Regions from separate parts of the Homo sapiens genome. Here all the other regions are linked to region 1. The links are chromatin loops, found by intact Hi-C in ENCODE. Cell type or tissue: Caco-2. All regions are shown on one strand. Links, peaks and the distances in the headings refer to the core of each region. The heading gives the core; the rest is flanking DNA.

The links. A loop is a pair of places that touch in the nucleus more often than their neighbours do. Peaks named below come from ENCODE experiments on the same cell type or tissue, not always from the same donor. Only the 100,000 strongest peaks of a DNase experiment are listed, where the experiment ranks them.
Region 2: it touches region 1 in a loop (2.3-fold over the local background); 8 of 110 quality-filtered maps call a loop at or near these places.
Region 3: a loop joins it to region 1, with 2.6 times the contacts of the local background. A loop is called at or near these places in 8 of 110 quality-filtered maps.

What each region holds. Positions count from the first base shown.
Region 1 is chr7:29,558,525-29,568,625 of GRCh38, forward strand. PRR15 (proline rich 15) reads left to right here and starts at 5,311. Exons shown (of 2, transcript NM_175887.3): 1 at 5,311-5,853; 2 at 7,661-8,769. The coding sequence starts at 7,806. The coding sequence ends at 8,195. PRR15-DT (PRR15 divergent transcript) reads right to left here and starts at 5,167. Exons shown (of 2, transcript NR_183550.1): 1 at 4,864-5,167. RefSeq lists an enhancer at 6,934-7,797. In Caco-2, for the core only: a CTCF peak has its summit at 5,799; DNase peaks (open chromatin) are centred at 4,587, 5,237, 5,767, 6,417 and 1 weaker place; H3K4me3 peaks cover 5,059 bases.
Region 2 is chr7:29,482,251-29,492,351 of GRCh38, forward strand. All of the region lies in intron 7 of CHN2 (chimerin 2), which reads left to right. Among named protein-coding and RNA genes, the nearest start is that of PRR15-DT, 76 kb to the right of the region's middle. In Caco-2, for the core only: no CTCF peak of the experiment used is centred there; no DNase peak of the experiment used is centred there.
Region 3 is chr7:29,466,492-29,476,592 of GRCh38, forward strand. All of the region lies in intron 6 of CHN2 (chimerin 2), which reads left to right. Among named protein-coding and RNA genes, the nearest start is that of PRR15-DT, 92 kb to the right of the region's middle. In Caco-2, for the core only: no CTCF peak of the experiment used is centred there; a DNase peak (open chromatin) is centred at 5,220; H3K4me3 peaks cover 242 bases.

The DNA of each region.
Region 1 (10,101 bases), core at 917-8,916:
GGGTAAAATCCCCACTCTCTAAATCCACAACACTGATGCATATACACAGAAAGAAGAAAAGAAATCGTAAAGTACTCATACATTGATGACTATAAAGAAAAAGGACAGGAGAGATACATGCGTAATTTCCAAAAGCTGGAGGAGTCCATAGAAGAAAGGAATGAAGAAAGGGAGGGAAAGGAAAAAATGAAAAGAGTAAACATGAAAACAAGTGGCAAAAAGCTCAAAAGGACTAACACCAAAACATTAACCAGGCTCATCCCTGAATGAAAAGAACATAGGTGATTCTTATTTTCTTCATTTTGATTAGCTAGATTTCTATATTTCTTTAAATTTCTCATCTTGTTTTTCTCTTTGCCTAGTTCCCAATACAGATGCTTCAAAGGAAGATAATACATTTCTCAACCTACCATTCAATGCCAGATTTGCTAAGAGAGCAGATGCCATGTTAACCTGTAAAAATCTGATTTTAATTGCTAGTGCAATGCTTGTCCTCTAATAATTCCTTCTCTATTGTCTTTGAGTATAAATATTTATTGCACTTAAAGGTTCAATTTAATTTTTTAAAAGAAGCAATTTTTTTTTTGAGATGGAGTTTTTCTCTTGTTGCCCAGGCTGGCATGCAATGGCGTGATCTTGGCTCACCACAACCTCCGCCTCCCAGGTTCAAGTGATTCTCCTGCCTCAGCCTCCCAAGTAGCTGGGATTACAGGCATGCACCACCACACCCGGCTAATTTTGTATTTTTAGTAGAGACAGGGTTTCTCCATGTTGGTCAGGCTGGTCCTGAACTTCCGACCTCAGGTGATCTGCCTGCCTCGGCCTCCCAAAGTGCTGGGATTACAGGCATGAGCCACCAGGCCTGGTGCTAATTTTTTAAAAGAAAAAGAAAAAATGTGTCCTCACCCAAATCATCAATGCATTTTTGAAAAATAATGACAAGATAAATTAAGAAATGTAAGCATTGTCCAGTTAAAGCATATGTCAATATTGTAACATTAAAAGTCATCTACTATTAACTAAATAGATGAATCAACTTTTAAATGCATCTATCATGTAAGATGTCTAGCTTAACAATACAGAGCTGTAGGGCCAGACCATGTCCTCCTTGTAGAACCAAACAATATGATTCCCAGATCAATAGTTACAGAACACAACTATACTTGTAATACTAACCATTTGTGTGTGTGTGTGTGTCTTGGTGGGGAGAGATTAAAACAGTTCTAGATGCAAAAATGGAGAAAAATAAGTCTTAATTGTTTAACACTGTCTTTAAAAGTCAAATTACACTGATATCTCAGATAATCTGATGAACCTCACCTTTTGGTCTTACCCCCAGTTTACTTATCCATGCACTATACATATGTTTTATCTACCCATTCCCTTAACTCAAAATTTTACAGATGCATTCTCTGCCTCTAAAAACTTGCCCATCACTTTAACATTTCACTAAATCCTCCTTCTGGGAAGAACTTTTCATATTAGTCCAAAAAAATGTGGCAATATTAGCTTTTTTCCCTTTTGGACAATATCGTCTCTTCCTCTAACTAAAATAGTCCTTACCAAGTAGGAATGGGTTTGGCTACAAGTAACAGAAAACTGTGTTTAAATCTGTGGTTAAACCACAGGGATATGTACGATCTCACTGAACTAAAAGTCCACAGGTAGGTGGTTCCAGGGTTCCTTCAGGGAATGGATGGTGTAATCGAGGACCTAGACACTTCCACACTCCCATGCCATCATCCTTAGCATGACGTGTCCTATTCCCATCCCTGCTGCCTCACTGGCTGCTGTCACACCAGACGTCACATCCTCATGCTGTGCTTAAATGCAAGCATCAAGGGTGTGGCAAAAGATGTTCTCTCAGGAGGTTCTGTCCTTTATCTGGAAAAGAAGCATTTCCAGAAGTCTTCCTTATAGCCCCATAGGCCAAAACTGAATCACTATGGCCACTCCTAGTCACAGGGAAGGCTGTGAAAGTATTTCCCTTCTCAGCTTCTAGTCAAACTCAATCTCCTTATTTGTAGGAATTAAATGAAATAGTGCCCTGTTGATTCTATCTCCAACATTCCTGTTGCATCCACCTAATTATCTTCATCCCCCACCAAATCAACTCCCACCACTGTACTACAGGCTTCAGAATATCCCACCTAAAGTCTCCCAACAGTTCCTAACTGGTATCCTGATTGCCCCATTTTGTCCCCTCTACCATCCACTTTTTTTTTTTTTTTAAGTCTTTCTCTGTTGCCCAGGCTGGAGTGCAGTGGTGCAATCATAGCTCACTGCAGCCTGGAACTCCTGGGCCCAAGTGATCCTTCCACCTCACCACCTAAGCACCTGGGACTACGGGCTCACACCACAACACCTAGCTAATTTCTTCTGTTTTTTTTGTAGAGATGGGGGTTTCCCCATGTTGCCCAGGCGGGTCTCAAATACCTGGGCTCAAGCAATCCTCCCACTTCAGCCTCCCAAAGTGCTGGGATTACAGATGTGAGCTGCTGCGCCTGGCCCATTCTTTTTTGAGATGGAGCCTCACTCTGTCACCAGGCTTGGAGTGCAGTGGCGCGATCTCGGCTCACTGCAACCTCCACCTCCCGGGTTCAAGCGATTCTCCTGCCTCAGCCTCCTGAGTAGCTGGGACTACAGAAGGACGCCACCACACCCAGCTAATTTTTGTATTTTTAGTAGAGACAGAGTTTCACCATGTTGGCTAGGATGGTCTGAATCTCTTGACCTCGTGATTCACCTGCCTCGGCCTCCCAAAGTGCTGAGATTACAGGCATGAGCCATCGCGCCCAGCCCCATTCATTCTTTATACACCACTGCACAACATTTAACTGCGAATCTTACCATGTTCTTCCTCTTTAGTGGGTTGTGGTCCTGAATGTTCTGGTCACACCCACCTCTCCAGCTTCAGCTCCCTCTCCTCACTCAGATCACATGCGCCTGCTCTTTGCCTCTCAAGAAACCTCAATTTCTTCACACCTCCAAGTTGTTCACACGCTACTTCCTCCATCTGAAATGCTCACCCACTCTGCATCTCAGCTAATCTCTCCTCAGTTTTCATGTCTCTCCTTCAATGTCCTCCCCGTACACAAGGGTTATTTGTAAGATGTTGTTATTAAGTTCAAAGTTGCTGAATATAAATGAGAAAGGGCATGCAAAATAATCTTTTTTTTTTGTTAATTTCAGCAGTTAGTAGAGGTTTGCTTATTAGTAAAATGTTGACCATTTTGTTAAAATCACACTTGAGGAGCCAGTTGGCAGAACTTATTTTCTTTTCCTGAATTTTTTATTTTCACCCATATGCTCAACCAACAACGTAAAAACCCACCTCCATAGCTCCCTAGTGGTGATGACTCCTCAGATAAAGGCATTCTTCCATGATTCAATTTCATCTGTAAAGTAATGGCACTATGATGAATTATCCCATTCTCCCCTCAAAGTTGGTGGCCTGCCTTTGTTCAATCCTGCTTCTGTGATTGAAAGTTTATGCTCTAAAAGTAATCCCGAGAAATATATAAAAATGCATGACTTCCAAATACCCTGTGCTGTGCATATCATAGAAATTCAAAGAATCCCAAACTAAAAAGTAAATCATATATTCATATTTTTATCTTTCACAAATTGAAATACTCTCTAAAAATTTTTTCTACTAATTCTATATTGCAAATTATTTGAGTTAGGCAGTATGTCTTTCACTACTTTTTTTTTTTTTTTTTTTTTTTACAGACAGAGTCTCACTCTGTCACCCAGGCTGGAGTGCAGTGGCCGGATCTCAGCTCACTGCCACCTCCACCTCCCAGGTTCAAATGATTCTTGTGCCTCAGCCTCCCCAATAGCTGGGAATACAGGCGTGCACCACTACACCCACCTTGTTTTTTATTATTATTTTTAAGTAGAGACAAGGTTTTGTCATGTTGGCCAGGCTGGTCTCAAACTCCTGGTCTCATGTGATCCACCCGCCTCGGCCTCCAAAGCGCTAGGGTTACAGGCTTGAGCCATCTTGCCCGGCTGTCTTTCACTGCTTTTATACTGCAAACAGTTTTCACAACAGAGATGCTCAGTTGCTCCACACCCAGTCCTTCAGGGGAGTTATGCTTGCATATGAGCTCAAGGAACATCAAAATCGTTTTTTGAAACAAGAGCATCCTGGAAGATGAAGCAAGCTGCACCTCTGCCTTCATTAGTGAAAATGCCCTGTGCCAATATCTTTATGTCAAATGAATAAAAAGTACTCTTGGCCGGGCGCTGTGGCTCACGCCTGTAATCCCAGCACTTTGGGAGGGAGGCCGAGACGGGCGTATCACGAGGTCAGGAGATCGAGACTATCCTGGCTAACACGGGGAACCCCGTCTCTACTGAAAATACAAAAAATTAGCCGGGCGCAGTGGCGGGCGCCTGTAGTCCCAGCTACTCGGGAGGCTGAGGCAGGAGAATGGCGTGAACCCGGGAGGCGGAGCTTGCCGTGAGCCGAGATCGCGCCACTGCAGTCCAGCCTCGGCGACTGAGCGAGACTCCGTCTCAAAAAAAAAAAAAAAAAAAAAGTACTCTTATGTGACCAGGAGTGCAATCCCCGGTTCACTTCCTGCAGTGGCTCAGGGCTGGATTTACACTGCCCTCGTTGGGTGGCTGTCCATGGACTTCCAGGCCTGAAAGAAGGAAATTCACATCCTCACTGAGTCGTGTTAAGAGTCTCAGACTGGCAGGTTGTGGTGGTTAAGACCGTAGAAGCTAGAGTCAGGCCCCCTGGGTTCCAACCCTGCTCTGCCACGTACCAGACAGGCAAACCTGAGCAACCATTTTCCCGTGCTAGGGTTTCCTCGCCTGTCGAGTGAGAATAATAATAATAACAATACCTACCTCCTAGGGTTGCTGTGAGAAATAAATGACAATCCACAGAAAGCGCCTGCAACGGCGCCTGGCTGGCAAACAGCGGACTTGTTAATTACAGCCTTTCAACTAAGGGCGCCTGAAACTCGCAAACATTTTGCTCGGGTGTGGATTCGCTCCCGTTAGTTACAAACTTGGGATCCCGGGACCCGGAAAGCAAGGGGGAAAAATAAATCGCGATGGGGCCAAGGGACAGCTGCTGCGGCAACTTTTACCCAGCGGAGCCCACCTACAGCCTCAGCCTCCGGGTCTCAGGTCTCCGCCGTTTCTTCTCAAGGAGTCGGTCGGGGGAGCGGCACTGCACAGCTTTTCTCCAATCAGACACCTCAAGGCTGGCGCCTGATCCAATCTCCTCCCCTGGAGGGTGGGAACGCGAAGTTCCTACCTGCACCTGTGGCAGCGGTGACCGCCTCCTGGGTTATTTTCTTTTCTCCCCCAGCTGCCCCAGGGTTCTGGTTTCCCGAATCACTTGGCAAATAACCAGCAGGTGGGCAGATGTCTTTTTTGCGTTCCTACGGACGCGTAGGCAAGTTCGATGCGCCGGAGTGAACAGCCAGGGTCCCATCTCTCAGCCGGCTCCCGGGCGGTGCTAGCAGGGAAGAGGGACGCGCCGGCGAATGAAACACTACTAGCCCGGAAAGCCGCCCTGGACCTTCCACCCGGGCAGCGAGTCTGGCGGCCCCTCGCCGCCGCCCCCTCCGACCAGAACAGACTGCGCTGCGAGCCCCGGGCTTCCGCCGCAGCGCGCAGCAATTGGAGGTGCCAGAGGAGACCAGCAGCAGCACTTGATTTAGCTGGGCTGCGGGAATTCCGACCTGTACACTTTCCAGAAGCCTGATCTCTCCAAGTCCGCGCCCAGGGACTCGAGCCCCGGCTTCCAGGTTGACCCGAGCGCGCCCCCTTCGTGCTCTCGGCCGCGTTCACCGCGCGAGGCCTCCGGGTCCTGTTAAGCCCGAGCAGGTGAGCGACTGGGGGTGGTTCGGCGTCCGCCGAGACAGAGCCTGGCCCCGGGGGTCACCCTGGGGTGCTGCCTGGTACCTCCCAGGTACCCGCCTCCCGGAGCCCTAAGAGAGGCTGAAAACCACGGACGCTCCAGGACTCCGTTTTCTGTACTTTTGAGTAATTTGCCATCTTTTCCTTGCGCAATTCGTACAAAGCCCTTCCGTGCTCACAAAGTTGATGATTGTGAAGAAGAAAATGTAGGTTAGAGGAGAGGAAGCAGCATCAGGACACCTTACCACCACTGTTAGTAAATGACTTGGGGGTACGGGTTGCTTTTCCGATCTGCAAAGTAGGAGGGAATGGGATGTTTGCAGACGCAGTTGCTAATTGTGCCTGAGGGCGTGGGTGCCTTTTGTACCGAAAGAACTTTTGGCCGTTTTTTCTTGTATTGTTTTCAAGTCGCTGCCCGAGTGTGTCCTCAGGGCATCCTGGGGAGGAGCCGGTGTTGCGGTTTCGGGGCGCAGCCGAGGCCGCCCCGCCGCCTCCCGTAGGCGATCAGACTTCCTCTCCCTGGCGGTTCCGGGAGGAGAACCTCCTACAACAAACACCGCCGAAGTTTCCCTCTCCAGCGCGATCGCCAATCCCAGGAGCGCCCGGCGCGTGGGCTGGGAAGGAGCCGAGCGGAAACCTGGAAGTGAGCCGCGGCGCAGGCGAATCCTGCCGTTGCTGGTGGCAGCGCCCAAGAGACCCCGCACAGAAAGTGGGCTGGGAGTCTCGCTTGCTGTACCCGCACCTAAGTGCTCAGAAGCGGCCTTTCGCTCTGCAGAGGGGGGGTCTTAGAAGCTTGGGGAAGAAGCACATTGTTTCGGAGTTCCTTGTTGCGTTCTTTCTCCTTGGGAGGAGGGAATTGCACAAGGAAAAGAAGAGAAGCCTTTACTTTGTAACTGAAATTCTCCAGAGTTGAGTTGCGTCGTACAGACTCGGTGCATATTTTAATACAAAACTAAGGGAAGAGGCCATTTGATACTTGGCTTCATCTCAACCGTCAGCCGGGGGTGACTTCAAACAGACGCAAGATTGGGCTCTGGGGAGTAAAAGGAAGAATTAGGATGGCGGTTTTCAAGGGAAGTTAAGTCTAGACATGCTTCTTTGAAAGTCACAAGGCAGAAGTGGTCAAAAGTAGAATTTAAAAGAACCAAAACAAATATCATAAGCTTGTCCTTCTCTCCTACTGGGATATAAATTCTCCTAAGTATCTCATCGAAAAGGCTCCTGGGACGAAAGTCGATGGGGGCAAATCTTGGAGGGAAATTTCGTGACTGTTTGACCATGGACTAATTAATACCGTTCACCTGTAGAGAGGATGCACTTGGTTCCCAGCGCCCTCCTCCCAGGTGCTTATCCAAAGGGAGGCCGCCCTGGGTCGGATGGGTCACCTTTTGGCGTCCATCTACAGTCAAGCAGTGTGGACAGGGCGGTCATTTTCCCTCTAGAGACGGGTTGATTCAGAGGGGTGGGAACGTCCCTTGGGTCCCCCGGGCACGCTGACCACTGCACTGCACTTCCCCTGAAGGAAAGGCAAAGGTTGAAGCCAAAGAGTTCAAGGCTCAGCCTAGAGACCAGGTGATGGTGCCCTGGAAGACACTTCCGCCAGCACCCTATGGGGCGCAGTGGCGTCTAATGCTAATGTGGGCTACGTAGCTACGGGATTGGGTCGCTCCGACCCTGGCCGATCCGGTGCCAGACAGCATAAGGGAGGAAAGGGGACTGGGGGGGGCACGTGACTTCAACCAACCCAGTAACCAAGTTTTGTTTTCTTCCCCAGCACAGGCCGCTGCCTCAGCATCCACCCCGCAGCCCACGTGTGGCAAGCCGGGGAAGGGGTGGAGTGAACGGCCGGAGACCACGTGGAGAAAGGGGCCGCTTTGGCCCTTCCATCTGGGTGCCGGGAGCCCCTAGGCCCTCCGGCCATGGCCGACAGCGGCGATGCTGGCAGCTCCGGCCCCTGGTGGAAATCGCTCACCAACAGCAGAAAGAAAAGCAAGGAAGCCGCAGTGGGGGTGCCGCCTCCCGCCCAGCCCGCTCCCGGGGAGCCCACGCCACCTGCGCCGCCCAGCCCGGACTGGACCAGCAGCTCCCGGGAGAACCAGCACCCCAATCTCCTCGGGGGCGCCGGCGAGCCCCCCAAACCAGACAAGTTATACGGGGACAAATCCGGCAGCAGCCGCCGCAATTTGAAGATCTCGCGCTCCGGCCGCTTTAAGGAGAAGAGGAAAGTGCGCGCCACGCTGCTCCCGGAGGCGGGCAGGTCCCCGGAGGAGGCAGGCTTTCCTGGTGACCCCCACGAGGACAAGCAGTAGCCCCAATAGCCTGCGCGCTCCAGGACTGCCTACCCAGCACTACCCCAAACCCCCAGTTCCAAACCCGAGACTTCAGGCCCGCCCCCTTACGCGTTGTCTCATTCCACCAAATTCAGAATATTTACACAATGCCTTCATGATTTTATTTTTCTGGAAATTGAAGTGTCAATTGGGTTCTCAATATTTCATGACTCCAAGGATGCATTAAATATTTATTTGTGGTAAGAGAAGATACCTGCCGCGGAGGAGGGTGGCATAATTATTTTTTTTTCAAAAAGCTATTCTGGGGCCCTGGCCCCCTGGCTCCTGTCACAGCTCAGCTTGAACTCTGTAGCCTCTCAAATGAAGAAGGTGGCTGTTATTTAGGACTCTGTGGAAAGCAAATCACAGTGCTGTTTTTAATGCCTGAGAAATGCACTTTAGGGGTAGACTTATACCTTAAGTGAAGGAGTGGGGGAGGAAGAAGCATTCTTAAGTAGAAGCATTTTAAAATAAGGCAGGATTGCTTTTAATGTTAAACTACAAAACTGTACAGCCTATTTTAGTGTGGACTATTAAAACCCTTGCACTGTAAGGCTTAAGGTGACTTTTGTATTTTTTCCATTCCAAGACTGAATCCCATCATACTTAAAAGCAGGCAGGCAAAGTCCGAGGTGAGAGTTAATCATTTGCCACACAACATAACAGTGACTAGTGGAAAGCTGCAGGGAAGAGAATATTTCTGGAAACCAGCAACACCTGGACTGGAACTTGTTAGCCAGATATCCCTATTTATCAGCCAAATTCGAGGAAGGGAGAGAGGTACCAATTCATTATTCCTAAATTCACCTTTTACTTCAGTGCATTTTCATAGACTATAGTAAGTTACAATGCTAGTAATACATCCTTTTCAGTATCCATTGTTAAACTTACTAACGATTGTCTAAAATCAAAAAACAAGGCCAGGTACGGTGGCTGATGTCTGTAATGCCAGCACTTTGGGAGGCCTAGGAAGGTGGATCACCTGAGGTCAGGAGTTCAAGACCAGCCTGACCAAAAAGGTGAAACCCTGTCGCTACTAAAAATACAAAAATTAGCCGGGCGTGGTGGCAGGCACCTGTAGTCCCAGCTACTCGGGAGGCTGAGACAGGAGAATTGCTTGAACCTGGGAGACAGAAGTTGCAGTGAGCAGAGATCGTGCCACTGCACTCCAGCCTGGGCATCTGAAGGAGACTCCATCTCAAAAAAAAAAAAGACTGAACTCTGCGCAGCTAAAGAGGTGGGGGTATTTTCCCCACCCCTTTGCTTTAAAAGCTTATTTCCTTAAAGTATGCATTTATCTAGTTTCAGACCCTTTAGATCTAACAACCTGAAGATTCTTAACAAAAAGCTGTTCGCTTTTATTATGAACTTCAAGAAAAAGAGTAAACGAATACCATTTGCTTTGAGAAAATTACAAGAGAGTTATTGTAGTCGTTAAGAGGCACTGGGATCTTTTCCCACCACAATTCAGTTCATTTATAAACACCCAGAAATGCATGGCAGGAAAATTATATTGATCAAAGTGTATATCTTTGTAGATAATGACAAGCAGGAACTTAATTATAGCTTCTCGATTTGTATATGTAGACAAGCTATTTTTTTGTTTCTCCCAAATTAGTAATTTATAAAGTAGCAAAACAGTTCGATTGTTAAAAGAAATTTAACAAAGAAATTTGATGAAGATGGCTGAAATGAATTTAAATTAATGAATCAAGCTTTGGTGCCAGCAGAATAATACAGCTAATTTTGATACATGAGTTTCCACATACCAAAGGCCTTACACTAAAGGAAAGTGTATATCTAGAGGTTATGAACACCTTAAATTAAAAGAAAGTATGTGAGAGGACTTTTTTAAGCATGAAAAGACATTTTCATTGTATACGTA
Region 2 (10,101 bases), core at 1,497-9,496, 76 kb before region 1:
TGTTTTAAACAGACATCTTTGAAACTTAGCAGACCTCAAGTAGCTGTGACAGTTGATTGTGGCATTCGATGGTACTGTTGGTGCCACTGTCCTTAAGAATGAGTGGCAGGGGCCAGATGAGGCATCCCCTTTGTCCTTCCTTGCCCTTTCCACCCTCAATCTCCCCACTCCTCACCCGCAACTAACTCTAGGTGGAAACTTTACATGGTTTTTGGAAGAACATTCAAAAAGCAGGCTCAGGCTATAAATACAGTGGCAGGTTTTTAGGGACAAGCCACTGAACTGAACTAAAGGAAGAAAATTCTTATCCTAGGTCCCTGCCATCTGCTTGGAATTTGTGTTTCAGACCTTAATTTTACATTAGCTTTTTATTTACATTAACTTCTAATGGGCTTTATTCAGAAGCCTTCTTGATTTGTAATTCGGGTTAATATTTGAGGCTACTATGTGCATAGCATATAGTAAGCAGTCAATAAAAAGAACAAATAATCACATTTTCATGCTCATCAGATAATAGGCTTTGCTAGGTGCTGTCTGCACTTTTTTCTTTTTTTTTTTTTTTTTTTTTTTTTTTTTTTTTTTTTTTTTTGAGACGGAGTCTCGCTGTGTCTCCCAGGTTGGAGTGCAGTGGCGCGATCTCGGCTCACTGCAAGCTCCGCCTCCCGGGTTCATGCCATTCTCCTGCCTCAGCCTCCCAAGTAGCTGGGACTACAGGCGCCCGCCAACACACCCGGCTAATTTTTTGTATTTTTAGTAGAAACGGGGTTTCACCGTGTTAGCCAAGATGGTCTCGATCTCCTGACCTCGTGATCCGCCCGTCTCGGCCTCCCAAAGTGCTAGGATTACAGGCGTGAGCCACCGCGCCCGGCCTGCACTTTTTTCTAGAGGCCTCCTACCTGACATTCAAATTTGCCAGTAGAGTTTCTCTTCTTACCCCATAACAAGATTGTTTGCCCCAGTCAGAACTATTACCCCAGGTAAAAAGCCCTTTCCTTTGCTCTGCCCAGGAACTTTGTCAAGAGGAATGAATAGAAACCCCCAACATTCCCTAAGTTGGGACCTTGCGCTCTATTCTCTCAGAAAGCTCACAGTCACTGCCTTTGCTTCTCAAACAAAGCTTGTCTAAGCAAAGTAAAATTCGGCTCTGAGAACAAAAGCTTTGGGAACCAAAGGACAGTTGGCACCTCATCGCATGCAATAATTGTATACTTTTCAACACTGTGTGCTGATGCAATCTTTGCTTATTTAAAGCCTGGATTTCCTAGGGTTACTTGTACCTACTAGGCACTGAGACGTATTTGTTGGAGGAATGGTGAAATTAACAGACTCCTCTCTAAAATGAAAACTGTTTGTCAAGAGAAAAACCACTCGGTTATTTAGCTCATTTTATAACTGCATCTCTGTTTATCTAGTTGATTTAAGGAGGCACTCTGCTGTAACTGGAACAGCTCTCTTTTGAATGGTCCACCCTAATAATACCTTATGGCTGAGCTCTGAAAATCTTCAGGCCAGCCAACCCCAGAGGCCCGGCAGTCGGCTTGCTCGGCTTCCTGCCCACACTTAGCACAGTGCTGAGGTAGCTTTAGCCCGCATAGTACTCCTGGCCACACCATGTTCTTCCAAAGAGCTCAGCTCTCTCTGCCTCAGTTCCCTCATCTATAAAATGGGAGTGTTGGGAGGTTTAAAGAATACATGCGAGTCACTTATCGTGGTCTCTGGCACCCAGTAAGTATTCATTTGATGTTAGCATCTATTATTATCTTTTTGTGCCTCTCACTTGTATTTTTGTATCTAGCTTTTTCAGTCTTTTATTTTCTACCCTCTCTTCTTCATGGCTTTTTTTCTTTTGTCTCTTTTCTACCATCTCTTTCTTCTTCTCTCATTAATTATATGTAAGAGAAAATGAAATAAAGCCTGATGGTTATTTCCTTGAATGTATTCCATCCTGTAGCCAATACTGGTTTATACCCCTCGTTTGTTTAAAAAGTAAATGGATGACTTAGATGATTTAGATTTAGATTTCACACATTTTTCTCCTAGCTTTTAAAAAGTACTTTCTATTAAAGCTGTCATAACAAATGACCACAAACTTGGTGGCTTAAAACAACACAGATTTATTTGCTGGTGGTTTTGAAGGCTGGGAAGTCTGAAATCAAGGTATGGGCAGGGTTGGGTCCTTCTGGAGGCTCTGAAAGAGAAACTGCCCTGCAGCTCTCTCCTAGCTTCTTGTGGTTGCGGCAGTCCTTGGCGTTCTTTGTCTTGTAGACACACCACTCCAATCTCTGCCTCCATCTTCATATAGCCTTCTCTGTATGTCTCTGTATATCTGTCATCTTCTTATAAGGTTGCCAGCCATGGGATTTAGGGCCCATACTAATCCAGTATGATGTCGTCTTAATTATATCTTCAAAGACCCTATTTCCAAATAAGGTCATATGCACAGTGACCCAGGGTTAGGAGTGAAGCACACCTTTCGGGGGATATACGATGCAACCCGTTATAGGAACTGTAATTGACATTTTCAGGAACCCTCAATAGGAAGGATCTCTAGCCTCACCCTAAAGGATGCATTGTCAGTAATGTTAAAGTTTACAGTTTCATTAAAGATTTTTATGTCCATGAAAAAAGGTCTTTAGATGTAATCTAATTGCTCCTAAGTGTCAACCCCTTGGTCCAGGCATAACTGCTGATTTCCATGGCTATTGATTTTAACATCTGTAAAGAAAAGTTTTCATGGATTTTTCTTATCAGTGCTTCATTGCTCTGATAGAAAGTGGTGAAACTTAGTTATTCTTTGTCTCTTATCTTTACCAAGCATTTCTTCATTAAAAGAGGCACCAAAAAAACTTTAAAATAGCTGGTGAGCTTCCATTTTTAGTAGCAAGTTGAAAGTGTCTATTTGCTGTAGCTGGTTCATATTCAGAGTATGTGTTATACTTTATAATCAAATTTATGATGTAGCTATTAGTTCACACTAATATGTGTGATTGATTATGCAGGACTGGGCAGGTAATGTGTGAGACCTAGTATAAAATGAAAATATGAGGTTCTTGTTAAAAAAAAAAATTGAGACTTTCAAAACTATGACAGCAGCACATTAAACCATGCTAAGGACAGGGCTCTGTGCAACAGCGCAGGTCACATGCGCCCTGAAGCTGACCCTGTGGTGATGTATAAAAAAACAGGAGTAAAAGACAAGCTTCTGTGAGCATTCAAAGAGGAGGGGGCTCCCTAGTGCTGGAGATCCTGTGTAAGAGACAGTGTGGTTGTTCTCTCAGCCTTAACCAAGAATCCTCGTGGGTAGGTGGAAAGTTGGCTGAAGCCCAAGTAGATAAATAGATCAAGGATGGTTATACAGGGGAAAGAAAGAGCACCCGGGCTATGCAAACAACAGGAGTGAGAACTTGGAGTCAGAAATGTGCCAGGAGCGAATAAGGTGCAGGGGAGAGACCTCGGGGACAGAAAGGAGTCCATCACATTTAAATCATCAGTTGGGGTGGGCCAGATGGTGGAAAGATGATGATTCCTGGGCCCTGGAGCCATCAGAGTCTCCTGAGCAGGCCCTTCCCCCACTCAGCCTGCTGCTTCTGTTCCCAGCCTCTCCAGTCTGCATGGGGATCTGCATCACTCTTTCCTGCCAAATTCTCTCCCACCCCCATGCACTTCCAGGATACCCTTCCTTCTTCCCGATATGGAATATGGATGGAGAGCAGAGGCCCAGAAAGTTCTAACCCCCCTCACTGTGTGTTCCCCACTCCCTTTCCACCCCCCTTCCACCTCCTGCCCAGCCTGTACCAGCTTCCCTTTTCTCCCTAGCGCTGATCACCAGCTGACATCGTACATATTTATGTGTGTGTTTGCCTGCCTTCCCCTTACCAGAGGGAAACTCCCGATGGGAGGGGGTGGGGAGAGAGGGTTCGTGGAGTGGGGATTTTTGTCTGTTTTATTGACTGCAGAAACCCCAGTGTCTAGAACAAGTCCTGGCCCACAAGCTGTTCATTCACGTTGGCAGAAAGCAGGGGACCGTATCTCCCTACAGTTGAGCTTTCGGAGCCCTCTCCTCACTCCCTGCCCTGCAGTTTGCCCTCTTGTGCGGCTTGTGTGTTGTATGCACCTGTGTTCATTGTACTAGAGTCCTTCCACGGAGTGGGCCCTTGCCAGGGTCATCAGATGGCGCAGGAGAGATGGAGGCCCTATCAGGATGTGTCGGGCCAGCTCTCAATCCCCATTTGCCAGGGATGGTGACTGTGCAGTGCTACCCCGTGTCTGATCCATGGGAGCGGGCGGGTAAGGGGGAGGAGGGATCTGTCCCAGTTCACTACAGCTGTCCTGTGTGGCGCCTTTCAAAAGCATCCCATCAGGACGTAGGGGAAATGGTTGCCCTACTTACTCTTATATGTCCCCCACTCTGCTGACAGACTGAGGATGCACCAGGAGCACCCCGTTCCCATGGCACACCCCATCGCGTGTGCTCTTGTAGCATGCTCCTTCTCAACATGCAACCCCCACCCCGTGCTATCCTGGAGGCCAGGACTAGAAGTTCAAGAAGCTAAGAATATGTCCCCACGCTCCCACTAAAACACCTGTCCAGGACGTGGCAGCACCACCACCTCCCAGTTTGGATTTGAGGCTCCTTGATGATTTCTAGGCCTTTCATTCATTTTTGCATTCTTCTCAGTCTAGTGGTCATTTGCTTTGGAAGAAGACTTTTTGCTTCCCGCATGCAAGCCCCTCTCTCTTCCTCTTCCCCCTTGACCTCATAAAAGTGTGTCAGCCCTTCGTGTCATTCCCAGCATTTTGTCTGCCTTGCCTTCTTATCAAGCTCCCAGGTGTCTATCACCCTTTTCTGTCCATCTGATGCTACTTCTGTGCCTGGAGAACAGGGATGGCTGGATATTGCACCTGCAAATTGACACAGGCAGAAATTGGCTTCAGAATGGTTGGGGGCTTGTTTTGTTTTTTTTTTGTTTGTTTGTTTTGTTTTGTTTTTTAAGTTAATAATCAGAAAAGGCTGTTTTGCCAGAAACAAGTCTGGAAAGAAAATTCAAAACAAAGGCAAAACTCATCACCTTAAATATAAAATGAGGGACTCAAAGTGAGACTGGAATAAACAGGTTTGGAAATATATGGCTTTATTAAAAAAATGTTGTTTCTGCTCCCAGAGTGCTATGAAGAGGAGTTGTTTTTGTCTACCTCCTAATTCAGCCTGCTCCACATTATAATGATTACAAAGTCCTTGTTTTCAAGTAATATAACCCCTGGAAACTATCTTAAGCTAAATAGACTATTATACAGGATGGTCTCATAAAGCCTCCAGGGAATACTCAGAACTCAGGGACGGGTGGAAACAGGAACTGGGAGTATACCTGGAGCCAGTTTCTCCCTCTCTTCCTCCTTCCCTCCCTCCTTTCTTCTTTTTCTCCTTCTAACTCCCTCCCTCTTTCTCTCCCCCTCCCTCCTTCCTTTCCCTCCCTACTTTCATTATCTCTTCCTTCCTCTGTCTCTCCTTCTCCCTCTCCTTCCTCCAGAGGCATCCAGTAGAGGCCAGGTGTGCTACTAAACGTCCAGGACAGGCCACCACAACAAAGAGTTGTGCAGCCCTAAATGCCAGTAGTGCTGAGACTGAGAAACCTCACTACTGGCAATGGGGAGCCACTCGAGGTTTTTGAGCAGGGAAGTGTCAAAAGGATGTGGGTGTCGATGTGCTCATAAACCTGATCAAAGTTAAGTAGCATGAGGACATCTTACTTTATGCAGTGGGGAGACTCCCAGAAAGCTTTGAGACAATCAATATTTTAGAAATGCAATCCTATCTTAAACTAGGGCAGCTGCTAATGAGAAGTCCAGGGATCTGTGGTGCCCGGTTTGAGAAACTCAGCTCTCCTGCCCCATCTCCTTGGCCAGCCTTTCAGAGGGAACTCAGAGTGTCTGTCATAGATTGATTCACCTCTGCTGTGTTTTCGTACATCTGAAAAGGGTCACTTCAAGGTTAGGACTTCATCTGGTCTTGCAAAAGGGGAGAGTTCAAAGTTTAACCTAATTTTTCATATGAGATGAATGTCACATGGTTGTGGGAAATACAGTAAATTATAGGAAAAGTCCTTGGCAGAGATCTGGAAGCCTTGACTGTGCTGCTGACCTGGGTGACGCAGGATAGGCTGCCTGCCCTCCAGCCTCTCAGTTAACCCTGGGCAAACACTAGACTAGACCTCCAGAACCCAGCCACATGTAGCTGGAAGGGACTTTAGCTCTCTCTTCTGTGAACATAAAGTAGCTAAACAAACAAACAAACAAACAAACTGCCTCTGACCCGAAGATTCCTTTTCAAAGCAAAAGAATAAAATTCTGATTTTTAATATGAATAATAAAATGACAAATTGAGGCAATAAGGTTTCCATCTATACCACTGCTTCTCAATAAAGGAAACTTCACCCCCCCACCTCCCCCTGACCCCTGGGGGACATTTGTCAATGCCTACAGATATTTGTGATTTGTCCCAGCTGGGAGTGCTACTGGCATTTAGTGGGTGGAGGCCAGCGATGCTGCCAAACATCCCACAATGTACGAGGCAGACCCCCACAACAAAGAATTTTCCAGCCCAAAATGTTAATCAGTAGTGCCGAGGCTAAGAAATCATGATGTATACTGGTAAGAAAAAGCAAAAATTCTCAACTGCAGCATGTCATAAACGGTACTTTTCCTTCTTACAGTTTCGATCCCAGGCTGAGCTGATATTAATACATCTGGGTGGTGTCTACATTGACCCATCAAAACATATCTGGTATAAAACCACCAGAGAATACTGCCTTCCAGATTCAGCAGCTATGAGACAAATAACATCCTGTTCATTTAGAAAGAGCTGTGTTGAGAGATACTTGCTAAATGCCTGAGATCTTTCTGGATGACTCTTCTTGCTCTTGTTTTTGCAAAGTAGCCATTCCTGGGCCATTTGTCAAACATACCTTATCTCGTGTAATATCATCTTTTTTGTTTGGTGTGGTTTTTGAATTCCAGGCAGACCGTGCCTAGTGTAATAGTCTTGGACAGACATTCTTCCTGTCTGGAGTATTTTCTTCCTGTCTAGAATATTTTAGTTACTGCCCTCAAGTTTTCAAACTGTTCTTTCTCTAAAAAGATATTCTTGCAAATCAGTGAACTTCAGAAAATGGAAAAAGCCGACCAGTGAATTTTAAGATACGGTATATTTCAATGAAAGAGTAGACATAATAAGTAGAAGCCAAATAAAATGGGCTCAGAGCATGCCCTCAGCATTTACACGTAGCCTTCTGTCTAGAGATTGTCCTTGTGGATCCAAAAGAAAATTGAACAATATATCGGTCGTGAAAATAAACAATGGCCCATCACCAAAAAGGAAAGTAGGCAATGGGCCTAAAATAATGTTTCACTTTACATCCTTGCTCTATTCTCATTTTGTTTTATTTTTTGGGGACTGTGTGGGGACACTGGGTGCTACTTGCTCTTCGAGACGTCTATGCATTTATTTGGCTGGACAGAACAGATCAAAGGCAGTAGGGATACTTGTTGGGAAAGGATGTTGGTAAATATGGACAGTGATAATAAGCATTAAAATGCAATCCTGATGTGCTCAATTATTTTTAAAAATATTGGCAAAAAAAGTGAAATTTTAGAAAATCTGTGATTAGCCTATCCTGTTTTTCCTGAAACAATAGGCCAGTTTATATTTTGTCAATATGCATTCTGTCCACGTGTAGTAAACATGTAGCCACTCACTTAATTTCTAAATATTGCATTTTCATTTTTACCCCAAGATATAGGGATATTTAAGATGAGGTTATTTCATCCACTCAAGATGTTTCAGAGACCAACGTGATGTCATTCCTTTTTTTTTTTTTTTTGAAACACCATTTGCCAGAAAAGAATGCCTTTCAAAACCTAAGCCCACCTTCATTGGCCTTTGGTTATGCTGTTTTCTCTTCTGTAAATGTCTTCCTCAAGTCATCTGCTCTCCAGTCAACACCATCACTTCCCCACCTGCTCAATCTTTCCCAGGCTGGTGAATTCCTATCCATCCTTCAAAGCCCAGTTCAATATCCCCTTCCGCAGACTTCTAGGAAGAATTTATTATTCTCTCCATTATACTACCATAGGATCTCCTACGTGTTCTGCTGTATCACCTGACACATAATTGCCTGTTTATTCTTGTAGATAATGAGATCCTTGAGTGCAGGCAGTTCTTATTCCTCTGATCTATTTCAACTTTGTATATCCAAGGACTAGTACAGGGCCAAGTTCAAAGCAGGCAATCAGCATGTAAATATCAAACAAACGAGTGAATAATGAGTTGCTGGAAAGGTGGAAATAAGATGAAAATAGGATATAATTCATCTGTCTGACATCCTTCCCCCATTAATTTGTAATGCCACTTCTGAGATATACCAAGTATCCATATATGTGTGATTTGGTTTCTTGTCTTTCCAGTGTATACTACTGGTACCAAATGTACTGTACCAAACATACTGGGCTTTGGCTCTCTATTTGAAATGTTATTATATTATATTCAGAATATGGTATGTATGGTATCAGTTTTTTGTATATGTTGAAGCTTAATTTGTGGTCAATTGATACGAATATTCCAAGTGGTTTTGAAAAGTGTGTGTGTTCTTTGAATGGCTGGATATGAGATCCCTTTCGTATTCATAGATCAACTTTAGCTATTTGATCTACTAGTTTCTGTGAAAGATGTCAAAATCATTATGATTGTGGATTTGTCAATTTATCTTTGTAAGTCTTTCAATTTCGCTTTATATTTTTGAGACCATATTGTCATATAAAAGCTCAAAATTATATACTTCTGGTAAAAATAAATCTCTATTATCTCTATCACTAATAATGCAAATATATATATTTGCTCTATTTTGGGTTTCTATTGGCTAGTTTGCTGGGTATGGCTTTCTTTCTTACATTTCTCTCATGTTATGTTTTAGTTGTGTTTCTTGAAAGGATTTTTAAAATGTTATCTAAAAATCTTTTTTTGTGATGAATTAGAGCCACTTATTCTGATTAGAGTTGTATAAGGATTTTTTCTACAATCACTGTACTTTTCTATTGCATCTTTTTTCTCCTTCCCTGCTTTTTATTGGTTTAATTAAACCTATATTTCTTTTTCCCTTATGTATTTGTGTGTGTGTGAGAGAGAGAGACAATCTCAGTCTGTTGTCCAGGTTGGAGCACAGTGGCGCCATCATAGCTCATTTTAGCCCTGGACACCTGGGCTCAAGCCATCCTCCCATGTCAGTCTCCTGAGTAGCTAGGACTACAGGCATGTGCTACTATGCCCAGCTAAATTTCAAACTCTTTTTAGAGATGGAGTCTCACTATGTTGCCCAGGCTGGTCTCTACCTGGCCTCAAGTGATCCTCCTACCTTGACCTCCCAAAGCACTGGGATTACAGGCATGAGCTACCACACCCAGCCATATATTCTTTTTGATTAATGGATTTCATCCCACCCTTTTTTAAATTATCAAAAATTTAATACATGCATAATTGACTTCAAATATTCTTCAGTTAATTAGTAGCTCTTCTTACATTTCCCAAATTAAGAGAACTTTAGACTTCTTCATCCCCTTCAAACTTCCATGTCATTTTTTTACCCCATGTTTAAGTCCCCTACAGTTAGTCATCTTGTTATTGTTGTATGCAAATAGGGCATGATTAGATTGACCCACACTTACCAGTTTTCTTGCTCACCACTGCTTCTGGAAATCCTTCCTCCTAGATTCAATTTGCTTCTCACTGAAGTATATCCTTTAGTATTTCTTCAAGTGATCATCTGTGATTGGAAACTCTTGACATTTGTCTGAAAATATCTTTATTTCACCCTTACTCTTAGATGATAATTAGCTGGGTGTAAAAGTTAGGTTGGCAGTATTTTTGTCAGAGCACTTTGATGAAATTATTCAATAATCTATTCATGTCTTCCTGCTGAAGAAAACTCTATTTTTACCTATTTCTCCCCTTTCAAAGATAACCTGTTTTGGTTTTTGTTGTTGTTGTTGTTTTAGGATTTTGCTTTGTCTTTTGGTATTCTGCAATTTCAGTATAATGGCATAGATACAGAT
Region 3 (10,101 bases), core at 1,381-9,380, 92 kb before region 1:
TTTAACCTAAATCATGTTTGTACATGTCATAGTGATCTCTCTTGCATTTTGGAATGATTTTCATTTCTATCAATAGAGGCCCTAAAATGGCTCAGTTTAAGTCCCACAGAAAGTGAATCCTTCCTTAATACCTGCTAGATTAAGAATTTTCATTTCCAATAAAGTTACTTAACCACTTGTTTTGCACATCTGAGAGTTTCTGCAAATGTATCCCAGCTGTGAGATCTAGATCACAAAAGACTCTGATACTTTAGATCTATTCAGTTTCTAGTTTTGTTTGAAACTTGCCTAATTTTTTCCCTAAGGGAAACATTTTCTCCTAGTTCAAATACAAAACAAAACTGGGAAAAAATATTTTGTTTTTCTGTGGCAAAGTTTTTCTTTTTTTCTCATACCATTTATAAATGTAATATAATTAAAGAAGTTTTAAAAGATAAAAAAAGGTAGACATTGGTCTGTTTCCTTACAATGATTTTCTATGCACTGGGATTTTTTAAATATACCTGTAAGCATAGTATAGTTATCATTTTGTATTCTACATTTTTTTATGAAGCATATTAAAGCCATATTATTGTACACTCTTCACAAGCATCATTTTTATTGTTGCATGAGTGTCATATGTACGTAGCTATTTCCTGATGTTAGAGCGTGCACAATATATTCCATTTTTCACATTAGAAATCATGTTGCTATAAACCATCTCCTTAGGATAGATTCTTAGAAATTGAGTTACTGAATCTTAAAGGATATTAATATTTTGAAACTCTTTATCCACATGGCCAAATTACTTCCTAAGATGATTTTAACAGAGTACACTGTCTGGCAATTTCCTGCCTGTGTTTGATATGCGTGTTTGTGTGTAGCGGGTGGGGTAGGGCATGTTGTTTAACTTGTGCAATGTGGGAGAGCATGGATATGGATCAGATCTGTTGTTGCATAGGGGAAAGAGCTTGGTTCAAGCTAGTTCAAGGACCTGACTTTTTGTCCTGACTCTACAACTAACTGGCTGTGAGAACCTGGGCAAATCAGCAGGAGGTTTGCAGACACACGCATTTATCCATAAACCTTTGCTAAGTGCTTTTTATGTTTCTTGGTACCAAAGAGATTAGAAAATGAAGTCCAGGGTTCTTAGGATATTACACTCTAGTGGGGGACAGATAAGTGGAGGCAGAATCACATGAAGTTTAAGAGAATGAACTCTGGAAGTAGCTTGCTCTGGGTTCAATTCCTAGTTATTAGCTGTGCAAGCTTGCATAGTGAGAAGTCTCTTAAGCTCAGCTTCCTCATATCTGAAATGAGGGTAATAATACCAGTGGCATAGGATGGTTGTGCAGATAAATGAGAAAATGGTTAACCTGCCTGGCACAACGTGAGCTCAATAATTGTTAGGTTTTTTCTTTTTTTCTGTTTTGTTGCTGATACGATTCTAATAAGATTTAGAAACTACCACTATGTTTTAAGTGGTAGGGAGCATGTGTGCTGCTTCTTCACAAAAGAATATCATGTCTTTGCAGCATGGGTCTTGGGTTCTGAGAATTGATAACATGTCGGGGAGTAGGAGCAGGTATAGGTCATTATAGGTCATATCTCAGGGGATTTTCAGCTCCAATGGGCCGCCATGACATCTTCACAGAAACCAAACGGACCCGCCCCCCCCCCCCCCCGCCCGACTACCCAAAATTTTGTTTGGTGTTGAGATTGATGATGCCATACTTCCACCAAAAGGATGTACAAAGTTTTATTGTTCACATGATGTGACTTTCTGGGGGAAGCAGGACTGACCCCCAGGCAGGTCCATAAAATGGCTTGAGAGAGCTGGGACTGGCTCAGCGTTCTGTGGTGGTTAGGAGGCGGAGCTGGGTAAGTGTTCTCATGCCAGCAGGGGTTGCATGGTTTGAACTTCCACCAACACCAAGGGAGGGAGTGCACTGGCCTTGTTCTTGACTTGCAATCAGTAAGCAGTCAAACAATAAAAATGGAGTCAGACTCTTTATTATGTGGGGTGTGGTTTTATGATGGACAAGGGAAATCTCAGTAGCTTTCTTTCTTTCTTAAAAGGAGAAACAAGCCAACTCTCTGGATCCCACCTGTTCCTACTCTTTTTACTGCAGTGCTTGGCTCCCCGGTACTCCCAGCACTGGCTGTACAGTAGTCTCTGATCCAAGTGCTCTTCTCCCATTCTTAAAACACGTGCAATCAGATTCCCCCGACTGCTGCTGGAAACTGCTCCTGTCAAGATGATCACTTACTTTCATATTGCTAACCCCTGTGGTCCTTTCTCACTCCCCATCATACCTATCCTGTGAGCGTTAGCTTTCCTTGTCTTTCTTTGTGACTAGTTCTCAATTTTCTGACCCCTTAATGATTGGAGTGTCCCAGAACCTAGTCCTGGGGTCTCTGCTCTTCTCTATCTGCACTAACTCTCTTCCTCTAAAATCCATCTACCCATAAGTAGATTTCTGGCATCTGTCTCTTCAGGAACCTCAGGCTTGTAAGTCCAACTGCCTCAATGTTCCTATACCCAAAATGGAGCAGCTGGCCTTCTCTTTCACTCTTGCTCCTCCTGGAGTCTTCTTCATCTCATTTAATGGAAACTTCATCTGTCTAGCTGCTCGTGCCCAAAACTGCACCATTACCTGGAATTCTTTCTTTCATGTGCACTTCACATCCAACCTGTCAGCTAATCCTGTAGACTTTACCTTGAAACAATATCCAGATTCTGGCCATTCCTTATCACCTCCACTGCTCCCACCCTCATCCAAGCCACTGTCTATCCTTTAGCTGAATTTCTGCCATAGCCTTTAGCTGATGTTCCTGCATGTACTTTAGCCCCCCTACAGTCATCAACACAGCAGGCAGAGCAATGCTTTTGTAAAGTCATTCAGATGATACCACAGCTCTGTTCAGTACTCTGCAGTGGCTGCTCACGTCACTCAGAGTGAAAGTGGGAGTCCCATTCCTTCCCAGAAGGCCCTAGGTCCCTTACCTCACCTTCTAGCACCTACCACTCTAGCTGTTCCTGATCTTTGCTATTTCTGGAGCCTACCATGCTTGCTCCTATTTCATGGCCTTGCATGTGCTGTACCCTCTGCCTGGAATGTTCTTCCTCCAGATGTCAGCATGGCTCACCTATCACCTCCGGCCCGTATTTGCCCAAATTTCCAAATGTCACCTTCTCATGAGACCTTTTCTGACCACCTTGATTTAAGTTGTAACCTCCCTCTCACTTCCTATCCTTGTTCTTGCTTTGTTTTTCTTCATGGTTCCCAACACTTTTTAAAAGAATATACAATGTACTTCTTAGTTTTGTTTGTTGTCTACTCTCTTAGAGTGGTTGTTCCCTGTTCTATCTCACTGGCCTAATACAGTGCCTGATAAATAATAGATGCTCAATAATTATTTGCTGAAATAAGGAAGGAAGAGAGAAAGGAAGGAAGCAAGGAAAGAAGGGAGGGAGGGTAAGAGGGAGAGAAGGAAGGAAGGAGCTATGTTTGCAACATATCCAAGAATAATTGTATTGCATTAAAACAGAGCATAGGCCAAATTGCATGTGGTCATTTCAGACTGAACTGTGTTCCCCTGGAATATTTACACTTGTTCATTAGCATGACAGTCTCTTTTCCAGAGCAGGGAGTGGCTTGAGAGGTGTCTGCATCAATCACACACACTCTGACATTCCATTTGGGAAGGGACAACACAGTCCTACGCTTGGTAGAGCTAGTCTTCCCAAACACAAATACAAGGACCAATTGTAGATTTTGGAAATCCCAGCCACCACTCACACAGGAGACCAGAAATAAACTTAGATTATCTTTGGAATGTGTCAACATCCATGTTTCAGGACTACTGCATTCTTAAATATCCCCAAGAACTATATTGAGCAGTATCAGCTGCACAGCTGTGAGTGGCGCCAAGGACTATTTTGTTTGGGTGATTGTTCACTGTAAAAAGCACAGTAGGGATTGGAGATATTTTTATTTGTGAAATTTTGAAAACCTGTTTCATAGGTATCTTGGTTGTTTTTAACATGGGGCAGTTCACATGGAGAAAACAACCGGTTAATTTGATTTTTTTTTCTGTAGATAAAGGTGCACCTTACTCCAACTTCTGACCACAGAACCTGGTAAAGGAGTAGCTGGAGGCTATGTTTGGTACATTCTGTAGTGCTGCTTTGCAAATTGCCATAATTTGGACAAGAAAGTAGTGGACAAGAAAATGCAATTTGACAAATGTCTGGCCTTTCGCAGGGATTTCCCAGGCTCCCCTGAGTGAGCGGAGCTTGAGAAAGACACCCAACATCAATATTGCAGTTTGATGCCATAAGCTAGAAATTGAGTGTCTTGACTTTTGTAGGAAAACCCACATGTCAGTCATTTGGGGCACTTACTTCTTTGGCCAGAAGTGGGGAGTTGCGTCATATATCAGCAAGGAAAATACAGAGAAAAGCAAATGAATATGGAATATGAGAAGAAAGTCATCTAGGGCAAGAAGGAAGATAGTAGCTGGGAACTTCGTAATAGCTGCTTCTCCCTTAGGTTTTACACTATTTACTTGGATCTTAGTTTTACAAAAGTTTTAAGGAGTTTGATTTAACAAATGTTCCATTCTCTCAAGAATAACCCTACCATACTTTCTAAAGTTTAGCATTTGAGAAATTGGACTAAGACTTTTAAAGTTCGTATTTAAGGAAATGGATTACTCTGATGGTAAAACATGTTGTTGTTAATATTGACTCTCTCAAAAACTGCATACAAAACAAAACAAAAAAGCAAATAATAACAATGACGTGTTGAAATGCGCGAGATCCTTAATGCAACACAAAGTCTTCCTCTATGAGGTGGAGTATCTTTTATTTCTATATCTAAAAAGTCTGTGAGAAACATCAGAAATTAGCCACAATTTTTGACATCAGTCTCAGCAGAACAGCTGGTGGTATCATGTGGGAAGGACAGCAACTGTAGCATTGCACGATCAGCCAACCCAGGAAGCATCAGGTTATTTATTTGCTGCTAAACAAGGTACTTTGGTCCATTTCAGCGCACATACAGGCCTTTCAGGTTGGGTGAACGGTGACTGTTTTGAATGAGGCAAAATTGTATTCTAGGAGGGGCAGTAAGACTGTTCCTTCGGCACTTCTGTGTGTCTCTCACATCGAGAGTCGCCATCTGTCCCTGGAGAATAATCGGCGTGGCAGCTGGGCATGGTGTGTCATCAGAGACAAGGAACCTTGTCTCAGATCAGAAGGCAGCAGGTTTGGAGGTCAGCAGCAGTTTTAGGACTGAGCCAGGTTAATCGTTGACACCTGATGCTTAAATGGCCTCAAATAAAACCAGGACTATACAGCTTGAACTAGCCCAATTGCAGGAAAGACGGCAGGTCCCACCCTGATCTTTCTCATTTCTTTGGCGCCATGGCAATGTGTTTGCGTTTAGTTATATGTCTTTGTTGTCTTCCTCCTCTTTCAGGACTGAAAACCATAAACAAAGAATATAACAAACAGGGCAATTCTTAGGAAAGGCAAGGATGATTCATTTGGCAGTATGCAAGAGGGTTCAAAGTACATAGGATCAAGCAGGCTGGGTTGATAAAAGATAACCACCCCTTTGATTATCATTCGGCAATTGGAGCTTATTTCACTTAGCATTTCTAGTTTTTTCTCTTCCCAAAAGGAATAGAGAACCAGCTCCACAATGCCATAGCAAAAAACCAGAGTGGACATCACCGCACCTCCTTATCCACCAGTCCCCTCAAAATCCCCATAGAAGCTTTTCAAAACAAAATACACACACACACACACACACACACACGCACACACACACATTAGACACAGAAATAGGTAGTAGGCATACCCTTAGTATACCACCAACCAACATTAAAAGTATTTTAGTGTGACCCACAGAGCGTGAAAACAAAGGAAAGTGTAGATTTCCCACACCATCCAGGGCTGTACGAATGGCTGCAGCATTTTGCTGCGTGTTCCTGGATCTGGGCAGGATTTAACATTTTGTGGCTTTGGGGAAATAACGGGACACCCAGGGTCATCACCCAACACCAGTACCCCAGACATATGTTCAGGGAATGAGCCAATGGGCCAAGGGAAAAAAAAAGAGCATGCTAACTCTTCATAAAAGTCGAAATCATTTCTGATGGAAGGAAAGGAAGACAGAGAGCTGCTGAAAAATGGGCATGTTTTTTTTTTCCTGCAACAGAACTGTCCTGAATGTCAAGCCAATGTTGGCATCATGGTAGTCACCAGAGAAGAGTTAATAGAACTCTTCTTTTATAGGTAGGTTAAAAATAATTTTTCTGCTTTAGATGTTTGTAAAATTCCTCTAGGAACAGAGAGGAGGAATGAGTCTTTGTGTCAGTGGGCTGTGGGCAGCCAGCACCCCCAGTCTGCCACACATGTGGTGCCAGGGATTTCCATGGAAAGAACCTCAGGAGACCTGATTCTGGGCCTGTTTCATAAGGCTAGCAGGCTAGTGAGGGCCCTAGGTCATAATTTTAAAATCATACTAATATACATCCAGGTGTGTGTATACATTCTCAGGGTAGCAGGAAGAAAGTGGTGGCAAGCGAGGCTGGAAAGGTGGCAGGGGCCAGACCCCACAAGCCCCTGCAGGGCATGGTATGGATTTTTGCCTTTGCCTTAAATCGTCTTTGGAGGTTTTAAGTGGCATGATGGGAGGTGGGTGTGGGGTGAGCATGAGCAGAAACATGATCATATTTTGTGTTTGAAACAACGTTAATTCCTTTGGAGGGGATTTAGTCAATAGCACTGACTACGTTCATACTTTCATCTTTTCTGGCAATCCCCTTGAACTGAAGCACTTGAGATTAGTGTGGTCAGTCTCAATTCTAAGAGCACATTACAATCCCCTGGAGGATTTTTACAGCCCAGCCCCCATCTCCAGAAATTTGGATTTAATTGGGCAGAGGTAGAGCTTGAGCATGGGGTGTTTGTGTGTGTGTGTTTGTGTTTTTTTTTTTTTGTGTGTGTGTGTGTGTGTGTGTGTTCTAATTATCAGGCAAGGCTGCGACCCACAGGTTCAGTGGAAAGATAAAATTGGAGTCCTCAAAGTGTGGCCCCGAGACGAGCAACATCACCATCACCTGTGTACCGATCAGAAATGCAGATTCTCTGGCCTGATCTCATACTGACTGAACCAGAAACTCTGGGGCTCCATATGTTTTAAGAAGCCCTCCGGGGGTTCTGATGCCTGCAGGTATAAGGCAGGAGAAGCTGGAGTCTGGATCTGCTTCCAGATTTAGTTGTAGAATAGCTCTTTGATAAGAGGTAATTGTGGAACCTCTCTGGCCCTTGGTCTCTTCCCCTGTAAAAGGTGGAGGAGGGATTAGACAATCTCAATGGTTAAGAATTTATCATCCATGCACACTAAATCTAATAAGAGTTTTATAATATACTTTAAAAATCATTTTTATATAATGGAATAAGAACATAGTCATTGTAGGAAACTCAAAAAAAAATGCAAAGAATATAGAAGAAAATAAATGTCAATTAAAATTTTTCCACCCAGAAGTAACTGTTGCTTATCTTCAGCAGTTTGAGTGAATGTATTTTGAATATATTTTGGTGTGTTTTCTTCTGATATTTTCTGTGCATACCTACTTACAAATCTGGGAATTATACTATACATGGCTCAGGAGCCTACTTCTCACCTAACATTATACCAGAGGCAAATCTTCTCATCATTAAATGTTCTTTTAATTGTCTTTGTTAATGTCTACATAATACCCTATTACATTTTATGCCATAATTTATTTAACTTTTCCCCTATATTGACTGTTTAGGCTTTTTCACATTTCTTGATATTGTTTTGATGAATATCTGTATCTCTATATCTATCCATCTATCTAGATCTTAGTCTGAAGACCTTTTCAAGAGAATCCTAGAAATAGAATAATTGGATCAATGCACATGAACTTTTCCCGGCTTTTGATCCATCTCCAACTTTTTTTTTCCAGACACAGGCCAGTTCACACAAACACCAGTGGGATATTAAAGAACTCTCCTCACCACACCCTCATCATCATTCGTAATATTGATTTTCATTTCATGCACTGCCATGAAGCAGAGAAGGCTGCAACAGCAGGACAGTGTTTGGAATAGGAGTATAGCTCGGGCAGTCAACACCTAAGGAAGATTCAGACTCAATAAACAGAACTGTAGAGCTATCAGCAGCACAGACACTGTGGTTGGAATACAGGGAGACATACAGGACCAATGATGACATTTTCAAAGAGCCCTCCTTAAAATGTAGCACTGGAATTTACTTGAAGTTTGTGGAAAGGTTGTGGATTGGTGGCAAATCACCTTCTCTAGAAATTGGTACTGATAAAGCACAATGTTGTGCTCCCTAGAAGCTGAGAGGTGGTCCTGACTGAAGCCAGGTGGAGGAGGAGCCATTGCTTAGATGAACCTCTAAGGTCCCTTCTGGGCTTATGATGCTAGGTTATTAGAGCCAGTGTAGTGAGAGGGGTATTTGTCTTTCTTCTACCATTCCTTTCCTGGGCACTTTGTATGTCCACAGACACCCAAAAGGGCTCCATTTTCCCAGGTCTTCCTGCCCATTGACCCACCCTTTCCTCCTTGTCTATATCTGACAACCTCTCATTGCCTTCTCGTTACTTGATTCCTTCTTGGATCCAGGATCCTAATTGTAGAGAGAAAGAAGAACAGTGAGAGGGCTTAGAAAATAGAATCCCAACCTTTATTCATCAAAAAAAGAAGAAAAAAAAGAAGTGGTGAGCTTATGTCACCATTTATTTATAGCCCCACCTACTTCCAGAAGTATCTTAAGTGGTACCTGCTTTCACAGTGGGCTCAGGGAGAACTAAAGTCTCCTATTTAAAAACCAGTTCAGGGAACACCAGACCTGCTAGTCGTTGACAGACTATAATGGGGAAGAGAGTAATTCAAGCATTCAACCACTGCATATTTTTTAATGTAAGTATTATGGGGATGAGAGACTGTTTAAACAATATTTAAAAGCATAGATTTAGTGTATACCCAAAAGAATTGAAAACAAGCGTTCAAACAAAACTTGTATGAGGATATTCTTAGTAGCATGGTTCACAATTAGCCAAAAGGTGAAAACAGTCTAAATGTCCATCAACTGATAAATGGAAATGAAGTGTGGTATATCCATACAATGGATTGTTATTCAGCAACAAAAAGGAATGAAGTACTGATACATGCCACAGCATAAATGCACCTTGAAACATGCTAAGTGAAATATCTAAAGAAAAAAGAAGCAGCCAGATATCAAAACCCATATATTGTACGATTCCCTTTATACAAAATATCCAGAATAGGCAAATTCATAGAGACAGAAAGCAGATTGGTGTTTGCCAGAGGTTGGGAGGAGAAGAGAATGAGCAGTGGTACTGATGGGTACAGGGTTTCATTTTGGGGTGATGAAATATTCTGGAACTAGGTAGTGGTGATTGTTGCAGAACATTGTAAATGCATTAAATGCCATTGGATTTTACATTTTTAAATGGTTAAAATGGTAAATTTTATGTTAAGTGTAGTAGAAGGAAAGACACTTGTTCTTCAGGGCTTTGAGGAAAGATAGGCTCAGTTAGTTGTGCCTATATTCTACCACTTACCAGCTATGTGGCCATGGGCAAGTCACTTAAACTCTCAGCTTCCATTTCCTTATCTGTAAAATAAGGGTAATTATAACAGTACCTACCTCGTAGGGTTTTAAATCTTAAATGAGTCAAAATATGCAAAGTGGGCCGGGTGCCATGGCTCACACTTGTAATCCTAGCACTTTGGGAGAACAAGGTGGGTGGATCACCTGAGGTCAGGAGTTTGAAACCAGCCTGGCCAACATGGTGAAACCCCATCTCTACTAAAAATACAAAAATTTGCCAGGCACAGTGGCACGTGCCTATAGTCCCAGGTACTTGGGAGTCTGACGCAAGAGAATCACTTGAACCCGGGAGGCAGAGGTTGCAGTGAGCCGAGATCGCGCCATTGCACTCCAGCCTGGATGACAGAGCGAGAGTCCGTCTCAAAAAAAAAACCACCAATAAAAATTAAAAAAAAAAAATACACATATATATGCAAAG